Linked DNA regions of Mus musculus: regions 2 and 3 are each linked to region 1. Evidence: chromatin loops called from intact Hi-C (ENCODE). Cell type or tissue: left cerebral cortex. All regions are shown on one strand. Each heading gives the region's core, and the rest is flanking DNA. Links, peaks and the distances in the headings are about the cores only. Region 1 overlaps Tbl1xr1 (transducin (beta)-like 1X-linked receptor 1). Region 2 overlaps Gm31813 (a long non-coding RNA gene). Region 3 has its middle 150 kb from the start of Gm31466.

What was found. A loop is a pair of places that touch in the nucleus more often than their neighbours do. Peaks named below come from ENCODE experiments on the same cell type or tissue, not always from the same donor. Only the 100,000 strongest peaks of a DNase experiment are listed, where the experiment ranks them.
Region 2: a loop joins it to region 1, with 4 times the contacts of the local background. A loop is called at or near these places in 17 of 42 quality-filtered maps.
Region 3: a loop joins it to region 1, with 3 times the contacts of the local background. A loop is called at or near these places in 16 of 42 quality-filtered maps.

The regions. Positions count from the first base shown.
Region 1 is chr3:22,187,057-22,194,153 of GRCm38, forward strand. Tbl1xr1 (transducin (beta)-like 1X-linked receptor 1) reads left to right here. Exons shown (of 16, transcript NM_030732.3): 4 at 1,310-1,455; 5 at 2,712-2,934; 6 at 3,859-3,991; 7 at 4,336-4,477; 8 at 4,964-5,027; 9 at 5,114-5,211; 10 at 6,052-6,112. Among named protein-coding and RNA genes, the nearest start is that of Tbl1xr1, 110 kb to the left of the region's middle. In left cerebral cortex, for the core only: a CTCF peak has its summit at 3,651 (motif pointing left); DNase peaks (open chromatin) are centred at 3,650 and 4,475; H3K27ac peaks cover 300 bases.
Region 2 is chr3:21,932,035-21,939,131 of GRCm38, forward strand. The region is part of intron 3 of Gm31813 (a long non-coding RNA gene); the gene reads right to left. Among named protein-coding and RNA genes, the nearest start is that of Gm31813, 29 kb to the right of the region's middle. In left cerebral cortex, for the core only: a CTCF peak has its summit at 2,934; DNase peaks (open chromatin) are centred at 2,925, 3,644, 4,058 and 5,009; H3K4me3 peaks cover 1,346 bases; H3K27ac peaks cover 2,870 bases.
Region 3 is chr3:20,652,691-20,659,787 of GRCm38, forward strand. No RefSeq gene overlaps it. Among named protein-coding and RNA genes, the nearest start is that of Gm31466, 150 kb to the left of the region's middle. In left cerebral cortex, for the core only: a CTCF peak has its summit at 2,778; DNase peaks (open chromatin) are centred at 2,879 and 3,407; H3K27ac peaks cover 733 bases.

The DNA.
Region 1 (7,097 bases), core at 729-5,728:
GAAGCTTTGAGAACACAACCATGCATACATTAGCCACCCCTGAGCCTTTCCCAGTCAAGTGGTATCTGGAATCATGCAGTCTTTTAAAACTTGGTAAACTGTTATGGAATTTCAGTAAAGAGAGTGACCACCCTGTCCATTACTGGAACTTCACTTTGCTATCTGGACCAGATTTTTGTAACAGTATGAATGAGGCTAATATCAAGAGATTGGCTATGTACCCTCATGTTTTTAAGTATTTTTTCTTTAATTATTTAATTTTTAATTACTTAATTTTGTGGCCCAATCCTCCACTGGAATATGGTCGGTAGTCTGCTTGTCCCCTGAGTGCTGGAACTAATTGTTAAAGGAGGCCTAGGAACTGTACTTTCATCTTGTAGTTCTTTATTTAGAGCCGGGTGATAGAGGCACACAACTTTGATCCTAGCACTCAGCAGTCAGAGGCAGGCACAGATTTCTGTGCGTTTAAGGCGAGTTTGTTCTGAAGAGTGAGATCCAGGATAGCCAGGGCTATACAGAGAAACCTTATCTTAGAGAAACAACAACAAAAACTTTAGATGAGTTATTACGTAAAATAGTAATATTTTTTTAGTCACTAAATATATATAAAAATAATGTATGAATTCAGTTACAATTTGATGTATATTTCCTTTGGAAACAGTTTCATACAGCCCAGGTTGCTCTTACGTAGTCAAAGATAATCTTGAAGTCCGATCTTCCCACCTGTTCACTTCTGCGTGCTGGCAGTATGGGTGTGCACCATTGCACACAGCTTGGCAGTGTTGCTCCCAGAATCTAAATGCATGGTAGGCAGGCACTGCTGGCCCACTCACATCGGCTGCCCCAGGCTGCGTTATTTTGTCTTGTTTGTGTTGTTTTCTAGTTTGGATTTATTTCCTAAGTCTTTTTTTTTTTTTTTTTCAATATGCCACAGAACTATGATGTGTCGCATGAATCTTGGTTTGCTTTTGTCTCATGAGGCAGGTGAAGTGTGTTGTAGCTCACAGCTTCTCAGGGTTTGGCATTTGATGCATTTTCTTGAGGAAAGTTGTATTACTGTTGTACAGTTAGAAAACCTGAAGACATGCAACCCATTAGAAGCCACATGTACAGTAGCCGAGAGCAAGGGAAAGTAAAAGGCTGGCAAGTTTCTCTTTTAATATTTTTATTTTCAATCATTTCTTAGTTGTCCATTTACACCGTCAAGTGATGATATGTAATTATAAAAGATAACAAAGTTTTTTCTGTTTGTAATTTAATGTGATGTTACTAGCAACATAAGTTCTCACAGTGTTTCCTTTGCTTTTAGGATTTTCTCATTCTGCGTTTACCTTTGGTATAGAGAGCCATATAAGTCAGTCCAACATAAATGGTGCCCTGGTTCCACCCGCTGCACTCATCTCTATCATCCAGAAAGGCCTGCAGTATGTAGAGGCAGAAGTTAGCATAAATGAGGTAAGGCAGATGAGTTCCATTTCAAACACTGATTCTGATTCTTAAATGTGGTTGTTTATTGAGTATCTGACCTTGACTTCATGGGTTCAGACAGATTAAAATTATTCTTCATAACTGTACTGGTCTTCATACCAGCGGATAATTTCTGTAGACTATTCCTCTGCGTGTGTGTGTGTGTGTGTGTGTGTGTGTGTGTGTGTGTGTATGTATGTAAGCAAAGGAAATCATGTTTAACACATAAGTAATTTGGCTGGAGAGTACTAAGAACAAACTGATGGCAAGGACATAAAAAAACACTGTTAGTTTCATGTACCCTGATGTTGGAAGCCAATTTATTTATAATTGATGCCAACATTGATTCTCAGAGCTTCGTGTCCAAGGTTCATGTGGAAGTAGTGTGTTTATTTCTGGTGTTGGCATGCTACTTGTGCCTGAGGCCATCTTACCTGCTCCCTGATTCTATAAATTAGCTTTGTAGCACAGCCGAGCTCATTTAGTTCTGGACTGTCACTGGGTAGCTGCTGGGAACATGAGGCGCTGTAACAAGGACCTTACAGCCTTTAAAGCATTCATAAGCACACACTGCATGTTCTTTCTGAGTAGAACTTTGTTGTAGCTACAATGTTTAGTGTATGGCCGGAATATGTAGAGGTAAACACATGCCCTCCCCCCCCCCCCCTTTTTTTTTGTAAAAGTAAATGAAAAGATTTTAGCTGTTTAAAGTAGTCCAGTTCCCTTTTGGTATCCTCAGCGGTGGGTTACCACATTGCCACAGTTAGCATTATCTGTGGGTCCCTTCATTTACTCCTAATGTCAAGTTTGTGTATCACACACATCTAGATGACTTCTGTGTATGATCATCCTGTAATGTTTAGAGAAAACCAGTAAGGTCAAGATCTGCTCCCGGTCAGTACAGGTGCTTTCCTTTATTCCAAGGCCTGGATCCCGTGGTATGACATATTCATATTGGTCAGTGTTTTTTACTAACAGCTTTTCTTACCTGGATGTTATACATTATCATTTTATTATCTTTAAGCTTTTGTGAATGGCCTCTTGTATTGGTTTGTCTTTGTGCAGAGTTCAGCAGGACCTCAGTGACAGTTGGTGGCTGTTTGCATCTTTGTCATTCTTGCCCCCTTCCTCCTTCTTGCTCACGTTCACGGTTTCCTTAGAATGAAGTTGTTCATTTTGTTAATGGAATGTTTGTTAACCTCATGACTACATCTCATTTTTCTTTCCCGGTTTTCCAACCCCAGGATGGCACCTTATTTGATGGTCGACCCATCGAGTCTCTGTCCCTGATAGATGCTGTTATGCCCGATGTAGTCCAAACAAGACAACAAGCCTACAGAGACAAGCTTGCACAGCAGCATGCAGCCGCAGCCGCTGCCGCTGCTGCCGCCACTAACCAGCAAGGATCTGCAAAAAATGGAGAGAATACAGCAAATGGGGAGGAGAATGGAGCACATACCATCGCAAGTGAGCCGAGAATGCTTGGAGATGCTCAGCACACACTACTGTTCTCCATTGCCCCATCCTTAGAGCTGTACTGATAGCCAGTGTTTGTCTTTACCCCCCAACATGCTTCGCTTAGTCAGGGTTTCTATTCCTGCACAAACATCATGACCAAGAAGCAAGTTGGGGAGGAAAGAGTTTATTCAGCTTACACTTCCATACTGCTGTTCATCACCAAGGAAGTCAGGACTGGAACTCAAGCAGATCAGGAAGCAGGAGCTGATGCAGAGGCCATGGAGGGATGTTCTTTACTGGCTTGCTCAGCCTGCTCTCTTATAGAACCCAAGACTACCAGCCCAGGGATGGCACCACCCACAGTGGGCTTTCCCCCCTTGATCACCAGTTGAGAAAATGCCTTACAGTTGGATCTCATGGAGGCATTTCCTCAACTGAAGCTCCTTTCTGAGTGATAATTCCAGCTGTGTCAAGTTGACACACAAAAACAGGCAGTATAGTGCATCACACAGTTCATATTTTCTACCTAAGATTCTAAAAAGCTAAATACACTGAATGTTTGTTTGTTCCTAAATGTTTCTGAAACCCCTTTCTACTCTTAAGTGAACATTGCATCTGCAGTTGATTTCTAAGTAAAATTTCTAGTAGTCCCTGTTATAAACATCCAGCAAGGCTCTGATGGTGAGCAATAAAGATGACTCATGCTATAGAAATGATATCAGCAACCCCTACTGGCAGAACTCAGAATAGTATTGTTACAGGCTGTTTAATTCAGCCATGCTGAGGTATAGCCCTTTTTCCCCCTTTCTTTTTTTTACCACTTCCACATACACATTCTCTGGGCATAAACACTCACACTTTTAAAACTAGTACAGCCATACTTGCTAGAAATGTGCTTACCTTCTGACAGAACTGCTACTTCTCATGCTGCAGATAATCACACTGACATGATGGAAGTAGATGGGGATGTGGAAATCCCTTCCAATAAAGCGGTTGTGCTTCGGGGCCATGAATCTGAAGTTTTCATCTGTGCCTGGAACCCTGTTAGTGATCTCCTGGCATCAGGGTAGGTTTTTCAAAGAGCTTTCTAGCTGTTGAGTATTTTGTTGTTTTAGACAGGATTTACTCTGTAACCTTGCCTTGTTGATGCACTGTGTCCTGGGATTATGTCACGTGCAGCATGACAATGGCATCTAAGAATACCTCAACAAAAGGACTGCTACATAGATTTCACTTTCCGGTCATTTTACCTTAGTAGGTTAGTATTATTACTTGGTAGGAGCTCTAAAAGAGAAATATTAGAAATGTTTATATCTGGTAGTCTACTTCTTATTCAGGTGTTAAATGTATGGCTTGGGTTCTGGAATGCTTGCTTATATGAAGACTTAAGCCGATTTTTTGACTCTGAAGGTCTGGAGACTCCACGGCAAGAATCTGGAACCTCAGTGAGAACAGCACGAGTGGCCCTACGCAGCTCGTGCTTAGACACTGCATACGGGAAGGAGGGCAGGACGTGCCCAGTAACAAGGATGTCACGTCTCTAGATTGGAATGTGAGTGTTTTGTTCTTGCATAAATGGTCTGTGAATGAAGACATTTGAGGACTTGGCATTATATAATCTTGAAATTAGATCCCAATTTTAGCTTCAATCTGGCCCCATATTCCTAAAATCCTAATCAGAATTTAGGAGTGAATTGTAGGCTTTGCTTTTTACTTCTTATAAAAAGCATTCTCATGGTATCATTTTTATGTTGTCCTTCCTGGTCTACACTTGCCCCATCCTCACTCATGGTCACCTGTGAAAATGTTCTGCATAGGGACTGCAGTCCTGCTCCACAGCACTTCCTGCCGGTGCACACACTGGGATTGGCCTGTCCGAGAACACCGCCTTCATTAGGGGGTGGGGGTTTGCCAGCCTTTGTTGGCACTTACACATAGATCAGGGTCTTTTGTGCCTGGGACTTAAACAGGCAACATGTGTGTAGTAATTAAATGGCCTTTTGAGTTGTGTAATAAACAAAATGTGTTTCTCTGCCAGAGTGAAGGTACACTTCTAGCAACTGGGTCATATGATGGATTTGCCAGAATATGGACTAAAGATGGTATGACATTTTCTAACTTTATTGATGTTCTAAATTTAAAAGTTTGAAGTAATTTTAATGTGTGTGTTTGTTTGTTTTTAATTTAGGTAATCTTGCCAGCACCTTGGGGCAGCATAAAGGTCCTATATTTGCATTAAAATGGAATAAGAAAGGAAATTTCATCCTAAGTGCTGGCGTAGATAAGGTAAATGAACATTCAGCCAAGCTCTATCAAGAATATATTTGAAAGTAATATTTTTTTCTTTCCTGCTAATCACTGAAGCAGACTTGAGTTCGTTCAAGCATGAATTTGTCACAGTACTAGAAATGTCTTATATTGTCTACTTGTTTTCCTGAGTCTGCTCATTGTATCTGTGTTGCTATGACCGTTCCTCATTTTCTTCTGGGGTTTGACTCTCGTGAAGCATGGAATGAAGTTCTTGGTGCTTCTCAGGCTTTCTCAGGGGCAGCCGTGGCTGTTTCCATCAGCAACGCCCAGGCTCTTAATCAGTTGGGTAGTGCTGGGGAAGGAGACAGGAACTGGCTGAGACTCATATTTTCAGTGAACACTTTTAAAAGGGAGATGAAGGATTCGGGAAAAGCCAGCACTTGGCACTTTCATAAGCAGTTTCACGACCTGCTTTAAGTGGTATCAAAATGTAAACGGCCTTTGGGGGCGGGGGCGGGGGGTTCATAGGAGGTCCAAGTAAAAGAAATCTTTTAGTGGTGATTTTACTATAACAAGCACTTTCCTCCTTATAACTCCTGAGCTGGAAAATCTTGCACCATTGCAGTGATAGCCATTAAATAGTCTAATTCAATGCAGACTCTTTGTTGACAAACAAGAGTTGTTGTAGGAAATAAGTTGGCGAGAAACCACCACAGAAAAGTGAAGCTGCATCATGATCCTTTTTCCTGGGCTGCTGTGAGGAATAAAAACATTGCCTGTGGAGTTCACTACACAGCATCCTTCCGCCTTGATACAGTCAGGTGTCCATTCTGCTGTTCAGACACTCTTTAACTTTTCTTCTCCTTTTAATCTCAGACCACCATCATTTGGGATGCGCATACTGGTGAAGCCAAGCAGCAGTTTCCTTTCCATTCAGGTAAATCAGCTGATGAGCGAGCTCTTCAGAATTCACGCAGGGCCTCAAGGATCAGGCAGTGTTCTTGGTGCTGGTTTCTTGGGAGGCATTCCATAGCTTTCTCCTCAGAGGATCAGCAGGGTTTCTTTTTGTTTTTGTTTTTAAGATATGTACCCTAAGAAAGCAACCAGGTTGTGTAATTAGAGTGCGATGTAAAGTTGGAAGATGGAGCGAGGGTAGCACTGTAGAGTCGAAAGATCTGGCTATAAATGTACTTTCTCCACTTGATAAGCTCTCAGGTCACTTCACCTTTATAGCTACACTTTCACTATATGTAAATGAGGGCTTTTGATAGCTATTTATTTATTGCAAGGACAAGAAAAAAATGCCTTGGAATAAATTAAACTGCTTACTGCTCACATGTTGCTGCCATCTTGTGCATTTTAGATTGATTTGTCTAGGTCTGACCTCTCTTGTCTGTGAAATAAAGGATGGGTATTCTCCGTGTCTCTTGGGTTTCTTCCTGTGTGATGTACAGGAAGTACCCTGGGCATGCAGCTCAGTGCCTTCATTGCCTTCAGCCTGGAACCACAGTGTCTGAGAAGGCAAGGAGGAACCTCTTGCTATGTAGGCTAGCTTCCGACCCACATCACTGCTCCTTCCTCTTCCTCAGCCTCCAGAGTACGGGGAGTGTAGGTGTGCATCATTGTGTCTGGCTTCTCAGGGAATTTCTTGATGGAAGGAAAGGCTGTCAGGGTAGTAGTTTTAGCAGTGCCAGATAATACTTGCTGCTTTGAGACTTGTGCTCTGAGCATTTACCCTGTAGCTGACCACGAGGCTGTAGTTATCATCTTCATGTTTTAGGAATGAACAGCTATGTACGAAGAGCCCGAAGTGAGACCAAGCAACCCAACTAGGCGAAGAAAGTAAAGTGGTTTGCAGACAGTGTTAAGAGTGTTTAGAGTCTCCACACTAATGCGCTGTTTACCTCTTCTGCACTTTCAGC
Region 2 (7,097 bases), core at 751-5,750, 260 kb before region 1:
AAGTTTTGGTGAAAAATTGGCATTGCCATGGTCTTCCTCAAAGAAAAGGGCATAGTTGAATACTCTGCGCCTGGCCCATCTAAAAGAGAAGAAGCCTGCGAATCAAAGTACACCCAGTGCTAGCCAGTTGGCAAATATTTGACAGAAAAGGTTCAGAGGGAAACCTCTGTTTTCCAAAGAAAATAGAGAAATACCAGAGTCACTCCTGACCATAGATGCTCCAAACAGAACACGGGGAGGAATGACTTCCTGTGGTAGGTTCTGCACAAACCAGCTTCTAGCTTGTGTCCCTCTAAACAGGCCGGAATCGAGAGTAAGAAGGTGATTGCCAGGTACAGAAAATCATCACCCAGAACCAGATGGATGGAGTGCATCCTTGTCCAACAATTAGTCTTTTATCATCCAGCTGTGGCCAGGAGGGGCTCAAGCAAAGACAGGGGGATCAGATGAGCTAGCAAATAACCGTGCTATTCGACATGTCCAACCCACTTCAAGGGGCCACATGTAGCAGAGGGTAACAGAATGCATCCCAGCACCAAATCATAAACTTATTTTGATTGATTGATTGATTGATTGATTGATTTGATTTGATTGTTGTGTCCGGCCAGCGGATCACAACCTGGGTTTTTGTCTGGAAAGGCATTTTGGAAACCTGGAAGAGAAGAGGGGCTAGGTGGTGAGAGAAAGAAATGTAGCTAAGACAGTCATTCTGATCAAAGCTCAGTTGTTACTGTTGCAACACTCAATTATGAAGGAAGGGGGAGGGGACCCGATTCCCGCCGAATAATCTCGGGGTCCAGTAGTAGGGTGAACACGTGGTGGCACCAACAGCAAAGCGGCATGGTCCAGCAGTGGGCGTGACAGAACAAATGAGCAGGAAGCTCCACCCCTGAGCAAGCAGGTTTCAGGCTGGGGGAGGGGAGACTACATTTGATTACTTATATTTTTGGTTGTGTGGTTCTTTAGCATAGACTTTGTTTAGACATACCTGGTTTAAGAGACTCTCCACCCTGAAAAACCAAAGAGGCCTGGCACAAGGTCAGAACTTCTCGTTGTTAAGCTGTGGGAAACCCCTAAATAAGTAGTCCAAGGCTAGGTAAAGGGGAAATACATGTACTGTCTACACTGTCCAGAGTCAAAGGAGACTCCGTTCTAACCTACTCTTTCAGAGAGTCAGACTTAGGTAAAACTAGATCGTGCAGAAAAAAATTTCAAGAGGGGCCAATAGGAAATGGAGTTGGATATTCTTTAACAACAGAAAAGACAAGCACTTCGGGGTTGGGGGAATAAGATACAACAGAGCTTGCTTATGGATATGGGCTCCTCGAAGAAGAGCCTACATTATTGCCTTAGAATAGTCATATATATGATATATATGTCATTGTGTGTGTGTGTGTATGTGTGTGCATATATCACATATATGTATGTATGTATATATATATGTATGTACACACACATATATACACACATATATGTATGTATATATATATATATGTATATATACACACACACACATATATATAAATGGTTGCATGATTTAAATAAATCTTATTTATTTCAAGGAATTTAGATGAGATCCCAGAATGGTTCCTGGGCACCTTATGACAGGATTACAATGGATAAGATTAACATAAACCCTGAGTTACTGGGATATTAGAAGAAAGGATATTTCCACTGCAAACCAAATTAACATCTTTTACTTCTAGAAATGTATTATCATATATCTCCACGATATATGTATAAAGGTTCACATCCCAGGCTGTGCATGTATAGGTAAAAGAAGAAGTCCGGAGTTGGTTCTCTCCTTCCACATGGGTTCTGGGGATGGAACTCAGATCTCCAGGCTTGCAAAGCCCCACCCCCACGTCGCTACCCACTGAGCTGTCTCACCAGCTTTAACAGTCTTGTTTGTAAGCGTTCCAAACAATATTCTGTAGAGAAAAATCAAGCCATCCTCAAGATAATGTAAGCTTAGGACTTAAGCATGATTCATTGCTAATTTGGCAAAGTATTTCTATGTGAAAAGAATCTTTGGGGTGGGGAGAGGGCTCGGTCAGTATAGCACTTGCCTCACAAGTGTGAGGACCTGAGCTTGATTCCCTAGAACCTACACAGAAAGTCAGGCATTACCATGAAACCTGCAGGATGGCAAAATGGGAGGTAGGAGCAGGCAGGTGGGCGGACCCTCTGGCCATCTAACCTGGCCTACTTCAGGGAGCAGACCAGAAGCTAGAGGTAGGACGCAAGTGCCTTTGCTGCATTTGCTGAAGACCAGAGATGAGTCCCTAGTACCTATATCTGGGAGCTTTCAACCACTGAAAACTCCAGCTTCAGTCGATCAAACATCTTCTCCTGACCACAATAGACCCTTGCACATACATACATACATACATACATACATACATACATACATACATACATAGAAACACCCATACACAAAAACAACAAAAAACCTGAGAAACCCCCATCTCAAGCAAAAACTGGGGATCACCTGGTGAAGAAGGACACTTGAGGTTGCCCTGTGACCTTCACATGTTGGGCCTTCAGACACATACACAGGAATATTGTTTGTATGACAGCAACTTTCACAGCAAATTTTAACTTTAAAAAGAAAAAAAATCTTGCTTTCGGCTGGCTAGAGGTTTCAACTAGGCCCCAAAATGAGGGTTCATTTTCTTCCTGACCCCATAAGTTCCACTTTTCTGCACGTCTCACCATTTCAGACACTTCTAGGGAGGGCTATCAGGGGGCCATCTTGGAGATTTTTTTGCCCTGACTCCTAGCTTTGTGCATCCCAGCTGTGGCTGGATTTGAGAAATGGCAGCTTCAGATTGCTCTCTGTCAAAGCATTTAGGGGGAAGTTGCCCTAAGGTTCTGAAAGGACTGGCTGCAGGAAGAGAAACCCTTACTAGTGAGAGGCTGTCTGCTCTGCTTCCTCCAGGGGAAACTTAAGGACTTTAGATCAGGCAGCTCCCTGCCGGGAGCAAGGGGGGGCGGGGGGGGGGGGGTGAGATCAGGCGAAGGAGGGCCAGCCCTTCCCCTTGTCATTCTCCAAATTAGGGCTGGCTGCCATTATTTTTTTTCCAATTAAAAATACTGAAGAGAACTTAAAGGAGACCAGTCCTGTGTCTGTAAATAAATAGCCTGTTTGGCTATTCAGAAAAGGCACCATGTTGCGTGAGTTATTGGATGTATTGTCTTTAATATGTGAATGTGTTCTCTAAAACAAAGTGGCAGCCATCTATACAATTAATTAGTATCAAAGCTCCTTTCATGTACCCTTCACAGCAAGGGGGAGAGAAGTAAACTACTTAAACGAATAAACTTTTAAAAAGAAAGAAAGAAACCTAAATAAATAAATAAACCCCTCACTCTAGGCAAAGTAACCCCCGGAACTTATGATAAAGAGATCTTAATTAACCCCAAATCCATCTACTCTTCTCTGCTCCAGAACCGAAACAGAATGCTAAGGCAATTTACTCGGAGAGCAGTTTTGCACCATAAATCTGGGCCATGTTTTTCTGTGCGTTTGCCCTGCAGTAAGCTTAAAGAGAAACTCAACCACCAAACAGCCTTGGAGGCAAAGCAAAGCCCTAATCACCCGCAATGGTGATTGCATAACACCCGCCTCCCAACCCCCACTCCTAAGCATCAAGAGGCAGGCTTTGGCTTCTGGTTAGAGCACATGCCTTTCTTTTTTTTGCCTGTGTGAGAATCATTGAAAATGCTCTTTAAGGACCAAAAGTCAGGGCACGTGTGTTTTCAGAAGAAATGGAGGTCACTTGAGGGTGACTTCTGAGTACATCCCCCAAGCCAAAATGAATCTGTATCGATATCTAAAGTGCATCTGCTTTTAGAGCAGAAGCCACCATCTGTTCCTAATTGGTGCCCTGGAGGTACTCCCTGTGGAAAAAAAGGGCCTGGCCGCAGCAGCCGCGCCTCCCCGGGGCTGCAGACTCCGCTCGGGGCCTTGCTGGTGCAATCGAGTGCTCCTCTCTTAGATAATGCCAGGTATTCTGGAAAGTAGCCGTGTAATAATACACAAACCCCTGATGATGTCAGCGTGTTATTGACTTTCCAAGTCTGAATGACTGAGCAGAGGAGAGGGGGGGTGGGGCGCCATCCATCCGGCGGCGCAGAGACCAGCCGAGCGAAAATGGGCTCACAGTCCAGCGGGGGAGGGGAGGCGCGGCGGCTGCCTGGCCAGGCTGGATGGATCTCAGCCGCATCAGGATCGCCTTCACCGAGTCAAGAGGGGGCCTGGGCTAGGGAGAGGGGGGTTTCAATGTTATGTTTAGCCAAATATTCCTCTGGCCGATATAACTGCTACCACCACCTACCTCCAAGCGCACACCACGTGGCAGAGCAGATTACAAAGCTAGCAGCAGTCACCAAGGTAGGGGAGGTTGGAAAGGCCTTGCCCCATCCCGCCCCCTACACTCCAACACGCACAAGATACTGTCCTCAATATCTGGAAAGCTCCAGGTCCCTTTTTCCTGTAGAGTTCTCTCTTCAGAGAGCCTCTACGAAACTGCTCCTCAGCTCTGGTGACATTTTGTGGGTCATGTTTTACATGTTTCCTTACAGGTACACAGTGTGGGCTCCTGTTCCCACCTTGCAAACTGACCATCGGGTACTCGGACCATGTTCAAGGCTAGGTTAACAATATTTGCATTGAAAGACCCAGAACCTCCCCTCCCCCGACTTTTGCTACCAACTAGGGTGGGGCCTGTGCCACCCAGCTGGTGTCTCCTTGTCTCTAGAGCCCTGGCTTTTCTTTTAGCACTCTCGCACATCCAGCATACCCAGCTTGGATCCTGGCTGTCCCCTGTCCCAGACCAGAAATCGGCTTCCCCTGCCCCAGGTGTGTGCAAAGGCCACAAGAGTCTTCGCTCTGGAAGGGGAGGGCGGGGCCTGTGCAGAAAGGAAAGCAAACTCGTGCTTTGGAGACAGGGGGTCTATTCAAGGCTTCTGAGCTTGGGCTCAGGGCTCAACCTGTTTGGTGGCCACATCAGTGAAGTTGGGACAGCCACTGTCCTCTCAGCAACTGGGGAGTCATACATCTAGACTTTGCAAAGGTCTCTCTGTCTCCCTTTTTTAAAATGGGCCACTCTTTCTTGGGAACATTGCACTTGTCGGGTCAGAGCCCCTGTCCCTGTTTCTGAAAACAGTGTACAGACCCTTGGATTCCTAAATTCCACCCCCTTCTGATGCTCCAAATCCACGAGGATCCCAAAAGAATCACTTAGTGCAGGGGGTGGAGACCACACTGGGCCTAGTTCACCCCACTCTCCTACCTTGCCCTAAAGGATTAGCCTAGGATCCTAATGCTGACATATTTTAATCCAATCAGAAGCCTTCTTAGGGAACTAGAAACTGGAAGTGTAAAAGACAACTCCCTAGGCAGAAACTGAAAAAAATTAAAAAGTTCAATGTGACCCCATTTCCTGGCCTAATGCAGGAGAGACCAACCAGTATGAAGACAGAGATAGTCAGAGAAGGAAACAAGAACAAAGCCGAGAAGCCAGCAGGTTGTGGGTCACAATTGTGACCTTGCTATAGCCCTCCCTGCCTCATATTCCTTGTGGCAGCCTAGTTTGTTTGTTTGTTTGTTTTTAACACATGAATGTCTCCTTATTGTTTAACTTAATTTATATCTGAGTTATATCTACCCACAACCCTCAAAGCCAAACTGCATTTCTTAATCCACGTTGCCCAAGCTCTCAGAACTAGCTCTTCAGACCTCGTGTGAGCCCCACTGTTTTGAGCTGTGTTCCCAGAGTGTTTGTGCCTCAGCCTTAACTCCCACAACCAGATGCTCAGTAAATCTACTGCAGATTGCAGGGGCCCGGATTGAATGGCAGGAAAGTAGCCCGATAGCTGTTGGAAGCCCAGACTTCGGTAAATGTAAAGGAAGAGTGTTACATATTGCTTCGGACTTCCAGAAGCCCATCTGCCCTGCCCTAGTGGTAATTAGTGCTTATTGGAGTGAATAGAAAAAGAGAGATTATATCTCCCTCTAAATTGCTTTTCATCCGAATCTTGAAGAAAAGGAGTGAGTCGTCAGGCTTCATGACTCCCTGCTGTGGAAGGAGGAAGGCTAAAGCAGTCTAAGGTTACCAGAGTTTATGGGAGGCGCGCAGGCCCACACTGTATCCTAGGATAAAGTTCAGTCAAGGCAGAACTGCCTTGCATTCCCCTAACATTCGCTTCCAAAAGGTTTTTTTCCAACCCATGAGTCACTTCCAAGTCAGAATCAGAGACAAACGCCTGTAACTGTGTGCCAGTGAGTCAGATTTCCACCCTGCCTTATGGACGCTCTTCTAGCTCCAAGAAGACAGGGCAGTCCGCAGCCACCCGGCACAGCATGAAAGGTGTTACAACTGCTGCTTGTTGGAACCAGCTCCCAAGCCCACCTCTCTGGCATCCAGCATCACATTTCAACCCATCAAAAGCTGGTTTTTTTTCTTCCCAGTGTATCCTCAATCAGGAACTGCGGGTGCTATCTATCATGCTCAGAACGTGCCCCCACCCAGCCCAGGGAAATAAAGGTGAATTCAAAAGGAAGCCAAGCCTCCAACCAAATTACCAGATAAACAAAGAAGCCCAACATGTCTGTGCAGGCCATTAATCTGAGGGCTCAGATGCATGTGAAGCCAGCCTAGGCAACAGTGTGAAGCCCTGACTCATAAACTAAGACACCAGGGCTGGCAAGATGGATCAGAAGGTAAAGATGCCTGCAACTAAGCTTGATGCTCTGAGTTCCATCTCTGGGACATACATGAAGAAGAAAACTGTCTTCCTCAGGTTATCTCTCCTCAGAGATGTACACATTTACAGACACATTGTGGCAGGTATACACACACACACACACACACACACACACACACACACACACTCGCCCTGGAGTGGGCTTTTGAAAATTCTAAACACACCCCAGTGAGACACTTCCTCCAATGAGGCCACAGCTCCTAATTCTTCTAATCCTCTCAAACAGTTCCACTCCCTGGTGATGAAACATTCAAATATATGATCCATAGGGGCCGTTCTCATCCATACCACCACTCCTCCTAACAAAAAAGGGAATCATTGTTGGA
Region 3 (7,097 bases), core at 745-5,744, 1.5 Mb before region 1:
GCAGATTTGGAGGTCAGCCTCTTGAGAAATGTTTTGGTAATTAGACTTTGTCTTTTTGAGAGGGCTGGTCTCATTAGCTGTGCCATTTTCTTTAAACTAGGACATTCTATCCTGGAGGCAGGAGGGAGAATCATGAAATTTACAATACTCAGGAAGTTCAGAAAGTTACATGATTTTTGGGTCCATCTAAAGGTTTTCCACCAGTAATAACTGCTAGGAAAGAGGGGACTTTTAGTAGAGCTGCCTGTAAGTGGGGCAGGAGCTCAAGGTAAACAACTTTCGAGAATCATGTCTCATACTGAAGTAGATTTTTCCAGTGATATAGCTTTTTTAAGCCACCTACAATATGGTAAGATAGATAGAATATCTTTCTATGCTCTAGTCAGTAATCCTGGTAAATTTCTTATATTTGCCCCTTGGGTGTATGTAATAGTTTCTTAAATCTCTGTTGGTATCATACCCGAAATGAATATGCATTTAATCATATATGCCCACGAAGTGTCAAATTATAGAATGCGTTTGTAGAATTGGCCTTCTTTCTTCTCTTCTGTCCCTTCAAACTCACTTTGCTATCCTGTGAATGAGGAATTAGATCTTCAGATTTTCAGTCTCTAAAGTGGTAATAAATTACCTTTTGCTATTTGTAAACTTCCCAGATGCTGCTATTTTGTTTCAGCACTATGAGTGCAGTCACTTAGGCTTGCTTGTACGGGGTAGGTTCTAATGCTTTAATTGGGAATCTGTGTGTGAACAATGAAGGTCCTATTCCCCCAATTAGTTCTTGATTAATCAATATAGATGCTAATGGTGAATGGCTGGGCAGAAGAGGCAGGGCTTAAGATCCCTCAGGCAGGCTAAGAGACACAGGAGGAGGAAAGGGTTTGGAGGGATGGAGAGTCACCAGCCATGTGACTATTTACTGCTTCCCTAAGCTGGAGATTAGAAACAGAGCTAAGCTGAGGGTAGATGTCTAATGTTGAGCCAAGAGAAGGTAACTGGGCAACTAAGCTAAGGGCAGATGTAGGCTGTTGAGCAGGGAGTAAAGGAAAAGCCACGATAGGTGTGGGAGGCTTAGAAAAGCCAAGCCACTGAACCACACTAGTTGGAGGAGGCTTAGAAGAGCCCAGCAGCCGAGCCATAAGGCAAGTTCAAAATGAGCACTGTGTGTGTGTGTGTGTGTGTGTGTGTGTGTGTGTGTGTGTGTCTTTTATCGGGGGATCCAAGGGAACCATGGTGGTGGCCTGGAGCTTAAAGCACCGTAGTAGAAGGTACACACTACATTTGCCAGAGGCTTTTTTTTTTCTGTTAATAATTAAATGTAGATTACAAATTTCTGCCTTATGAAGCTTATTTCATACCTTAAACCTTACTTTGATTTATTTCATACAAAGCCTAATTTCAAGCGTATGTATGTAGCCTTTCTTTCCATGAATCATTTCTGTATCTTCTTATTCCTTTTGTATTTTTCTACCTTTAGTCTCAGCCTATACCAGGACATCTCTTTCTTCTGGGTGAAAACACACAAGTACAAAGAATAAGAATGAAACAATTTGTTTTTCCCTAGACATAGGAAAAACAAAATCAAAACAAAACAACCTAAAACCAGATTCTATTGATTTGTTGTGTTCCCCACTGCACAAACACCTCAGTTTAGTGTTGAATCCCTTTTAATACATTTTTTTTTCTAAATTTCCCCATGAGAAAATTTCTAAATTCCCTCATTTTTCCAGGTTATGTCAGCAAAGATCTTTACATCACAAAGCTCAGTGCCGTTTCTCTTCTGGGTAAATATATTTCCCCTCTTTTTAGGTATTTTTCTCTGTTTCTAAAACTAAACTGGCAACTTCTGAAGTGAAGGACAAAGCTTAAGGCAAGAGAAAATGGCTTTTGTGTTTATATTAAAAAATCCAATACCTGTTTGAGCTTACTGTGAATGAGTGTGGTTATATGAATGAGAATGGCCGCCATAGAATCATACTTGGATAGTAAGATCTTACTCTTTTTAGCTAAATGGGACTTGAAATTCCCTGGTTTATTTTTATTTAAGAGGCTCTGTACTACTCTTGGAAACTGGCGTTTGCCAGATAACTGAGTTCAGAAGCTGTGGAGAAGTGTCCAGCTCAATGCTTAAGTGTTGTTTTCACAAAACACATAGCTGTGTGTTTGCTGCTTGCTTTGATTGCAACAGGAACCACTTCCCATTGTCACTTAGCTACCGTGTGTCTTTTATCAGGTCAAGAAACACAGCATTAAGCAAAGAAGACCCTAAGCTAAATGTCAAAGATCTGCATATGGAATCTCTGAGATGTCACCTGTAAAATGCAGGCATATTAAAGAGGAAGGGATGCCTCAAGAAATGAGCTCTGGTTACTTCATCTTCTGCTATAATATTAATGACACTTGACCTTCTTAATCTCAATTTTCTTCCTTTTCTGCATATGTTTGGAAAACTAGAAAACATATTTTTTATTTAAGATATTTCCATTCTTTGGGGAAAGATAATTATGTAAATTTGAAACAGAAAGTAATAGACATTTATTTCTGAGCCCAATTTATTTGAGAAGTTTTCTGTTATAGGGAAGTCTGTGAGCACAGACTCTTCAGTTTCCCATGTGTCTATTATGGAAATTGAATTATTTATTTCAATTATGCATTCAATAAAATCACACTCTTTTCAATGGATGTTTTCTTAATGAGGATAGCTGCAGTTTCAGAAAAAGCCTTTCCACACAAACTATCCTGCAGTTTACCAGAATTTGCTGCTGTACACCTTCATCTACTCTAGAGGGCAATAGAGTGTTAAAAATGAAAGATGTTTTCAATGATAAAATCTATAAAACCCTTAAAATCAATCTTCCCATAAAACTGAAAAAGAGGTGGGGGTGGAGGTGGACCTAGCCAGAGAAAGGTGCTCGTGACAGGATGATAATCTCAAACACAAAGTCCAGGGGGAATTAGGCAGCAATTGAAGCTGTCAGCTGAGTAGGTGCATGAAAAATGTAAGAAAACCTCCCCCAAGTTACATAATGTTGAGAACAACATATAAAAGAAAGATAGTAGCAAAAACATAAGAAAATGACAAAACAAAACAGCATCACGATCATACTCCCAATATAGTGGGAACAGATGTTTGAGGTTGGTCATTCTGAGATGATCACTGTGCAGATTATAATGATTCACCTAGACATTCCATGATGCTTAGACGATAGTGACCAGAGGCAGAGGAAGGAGTTGTCTGGTTCTTCATTTGGGATATTTGTACTTATAAACAACCCATCTTTTCAGCTCCATTTCACTCCTGTTCATTCAATTCTGGTCCATGGCCCTGCCCTCTTACTCTAGAGAAACAGGATGCTGACTGGACCCTACTGGCTGAGCTCCCCCTGCCTTCAGCTCTCTGTGCTAGTCTTCACTTGCCATCCAAGTTATTTCTTCATGATTAGTTGTAACTGAACTCTGCTTGTCCTTATGGTGCCATCTTCTCTCACTTTTGCCAAAACTTGCTTAGCTTTTCAACCAGTAAATCTCCCCTTACTCCCTCACACATCTGCAGGTTCATTTCCCTCAATCTTTAAAATATATTTGAGCATTTCTCAACCAACTTCCCCAACTTAAAATGAAAGAAAAAATAACTTTGCCTCTTCATTAAGCAACTGCCTAATCTCTCTCCTCTGTTTTTCCACATCTCTAATAGTAATCTATCATCTGTTTTAATTCACTTTTTAGTCCACTGCAGCCTGACCTTCATATTTGCTGAACTTGGCTTTGCCTGAATCTTTAAAGACCTTTTCCACAAATGGATCTTTTCAATATAATGGAATTATAGATCTTACACTTTTGCATTTGACAATTCACCTTGAACACTCTGGTTCCTTTTCTAAGCAACACTCCCCTTATTCTTCCTGAATATCTCTGCTGCTCAACAGCTAAGTTCTTTCCTATGCCAGATCTCATCATTCCAACATCTAACAATCTTTACTGGTTCTGAACCAACAACAGATAAAGTGAGTTCTCTGAGCCCTGCACAGCAGGCATAATTTTCAGTAACTTACCTGGGCTATAATAGTGAGGCTCAAATATAAGTATTTATAAAATGAATAAATATATCAGTCACTGAAAATAGTTCATTGTTTTTAAAGTTGTTACAATTTGGTACTCAGTGTTTTGTGTGTTTATTTGTAGATGCTGAAAGAAATTAAGCACCTGATGTGTGACCATTGTGATATAGGATACTATAGTGAATCAGGCCAACATGCTTACTGTTTGTGGAATAGCATCATTGCATATGGGTCTTTTGAGAACTTTATATCTTAAAATAATTCACTTTGCTATTCATTATTACAATGGTGAAAATATTTTCTATAAAAGGGTTGAAAATGTATTTGCTGAGTCTGATATTAAGTTGACTTGCAGCAAGTTTTATTCACTTTATTTTGGTCTATGCTGTTCTTCATGTGCAGTCATGCATTTGACCACTTGTGCAGAACCAGATACAGATGATATGCAAAGAAGTCAAGGTGGTCACAGTCTAATAAAAATCCATTTGATAAAAATTCTAATGTTGAATGTTGACCTTAATATGATTTTTCACATGTAAGAAAATGTGTTCCTCCTTTTTCCTCCATTGCTGGTGGGATTGCAAACTGGTACAACCACTCTGGAAATCAATCTGGAGGTTCCTCAGAAAATTGGAAATATATCTACCTGAAGACCCAACAATAACACTCTTGGGAATATACCCAAAAGATGCCCCAGCATGCTACAGGGGCACATGTTCATAGCAGCCTTATTTGTGATAACCAGAAGTTGGAAACAACTTAGATGTCCCACGACAGAAGAATGGATACAGAAAAATGTGGTTCATTTACATGACAGAAACTACTCAGCTATTAAGAATGAGGACAAATAATGCAGGCAAATAGATGGAACTAGAAGAATACCATCCTGAGTGAGGTAACTCAGACCAGAAGGATGTACATGGCATGTACTCGCTAATAAGTGCATATTAGAAAAAAAAAAAGTACCTAATACCCAAGATACAGTCCACAGAACTCAAAAAGTTCAACAAGCTGAAATGCCCAGGTGAGGATGCCTCAGTTCCACTTGGGAGAGAAAAGAAAGCAATCACAAGTGGGGAGGGAGGGAGGGACCTGGGAAGCAAAGTGGACAGGTTTGGGGGGGGGGAAGTATGGGGGGAGAGGAGAACATGATCTGGTATTGGGTGAGGAAAAAGGACTGAATCCCTGAGCATCAGCAAGTAGAAAGAATGGAAAAAGACAACCTCAGGAAATAGGAGGTTGGGGGACCCTCCAGAATGCACCAGGGACCTGGGAGGTGAGAGACTCTCAGGACTCAAAGAGAGAGACCTTAGATGAAATGCATGACAGTAGGAAGAGAGAACTTATATAGCCCACCTCCAGCAGGAAGACAAGACATCAAGTGAGGGATGGGGTTGCCATTACATAGTCACATGTCTGACTTCTTGTCTGAAAGAATTACAGGGATGGAAATGGAGAGGACCCTGAGGAAAAGAAGATCCAACAACAGGCCCAAAGTGGGATCCAGCTCAAGGGAAGGTCCCAAGGCCTGACACTACAACTGAGGCTATGGAACACTCACAAAAGGGACCTAGTATGACTGCCTTCTGAAAGACCCAACAAGCAACTGAAAGAGTCAGATGCAGATATTTGCACCCAACCAATGGACAGAAGCAGCTGACCCCTGTTGTTGAATTAGGGAAGGCTGAAAGAAGCTAGGAGAAGGGCAAGTCTGTAGGAGGACCATCAGGCTCAATTAACCCTTACCCCTGAGATCTCTCAAACACTGGACCACCAAACAGACAGCATAAACCAGCTGATATGAAGCCCCGACACACATACAGTAGAGGACTTCCAGGTCTGTGTTCACTCAGAGTTGATGCACCTAACCCTTAAGAGACTGGAGGCCCCAGGTAGTTTAGAGGTTCAGGTGGGGTGAGGGGGGTGGGGAGAAGGTTTGGGATGTGGTACAGTTGGAGGGTGGATGGGGGGATAGAATATGGAGTGTAAAATATAAATTAATTTTAAAAAGTAAAAGGAAAATGTGTTCCTCTTTTGATATTTTCACAAACATATAAATGTTTATAATTTTCTTAGATTTTTATACACAAATGCATAGTGATTGTATCATTTCTCTTCCTTCTACTCCCCTCTAGCTCCTTCTTATACCTCTCTACTTGCTCTCAGATTCATGGCAGAGATGCAGGTAAAAGCATAAAAACACTTACTGCTCTTGTGGAGGGTCCCTTTGGTTACCAGCACCCATGTCAGGCAGCTAGCTCACAGTTGCCTGTGCCTCCATCTCCAGAGCATATGATGGCATGTGTGTTCTGGACTCCACAGGCATTTGCAATCTCATGTGCAACAGCTCCCATGGATATATGCACATCATATATAAAGATCTTTTAAAAGAAAGTAATTGTAATGTTTTATCATAATTGAGATGTTTTCTGAGAGTTCAGCTTTAAAAAGAGTTTCTATAAAGCACAGAGGTTGAGTCCTTGTTATTTTTGCAGAGGACCCAAGTTATGGTTCCAGTATTCATATCAGGTTCCTCAGAATTTGCCTAGAATTCTTTCTCCAAGGGTTCCAATACCCTTTTCTGGTCTTAGCAGGAACCCACAAACACACACACTACACACACATACATACACATATACACTAAGTATATATCTTAAAACAAATGAAATAAAAAATGAGTTATAAGGACATGTTGAAGACACACTTAATTTAGAAACAAAGGGTGGTGACATCTAACCTCTAAGATCAGAGGGAACTTGGGTACTGATTCCTTACCTCGTTGCCTTTGACCCATTAACTTCAGGTTGAAGAATGACATAATTTATATTTATGTCCATAGACTGCTTATAGTTTCAGCTTTGTATAAGGTTTTCTGTCTTTAAACTCTGGACACCCTGGTCCAGAAGTCATGGAATTTTTTGTGGCTGAATTTACTGATTCTTTGTTGTTGTTGTTGTTGTTGTTTTTGAGACAGGGTTTCTCTGTGTATCCCTGGCTGTCCTGGAACTTACTCTATAGACCAGGCTGGCCTCGAACTCC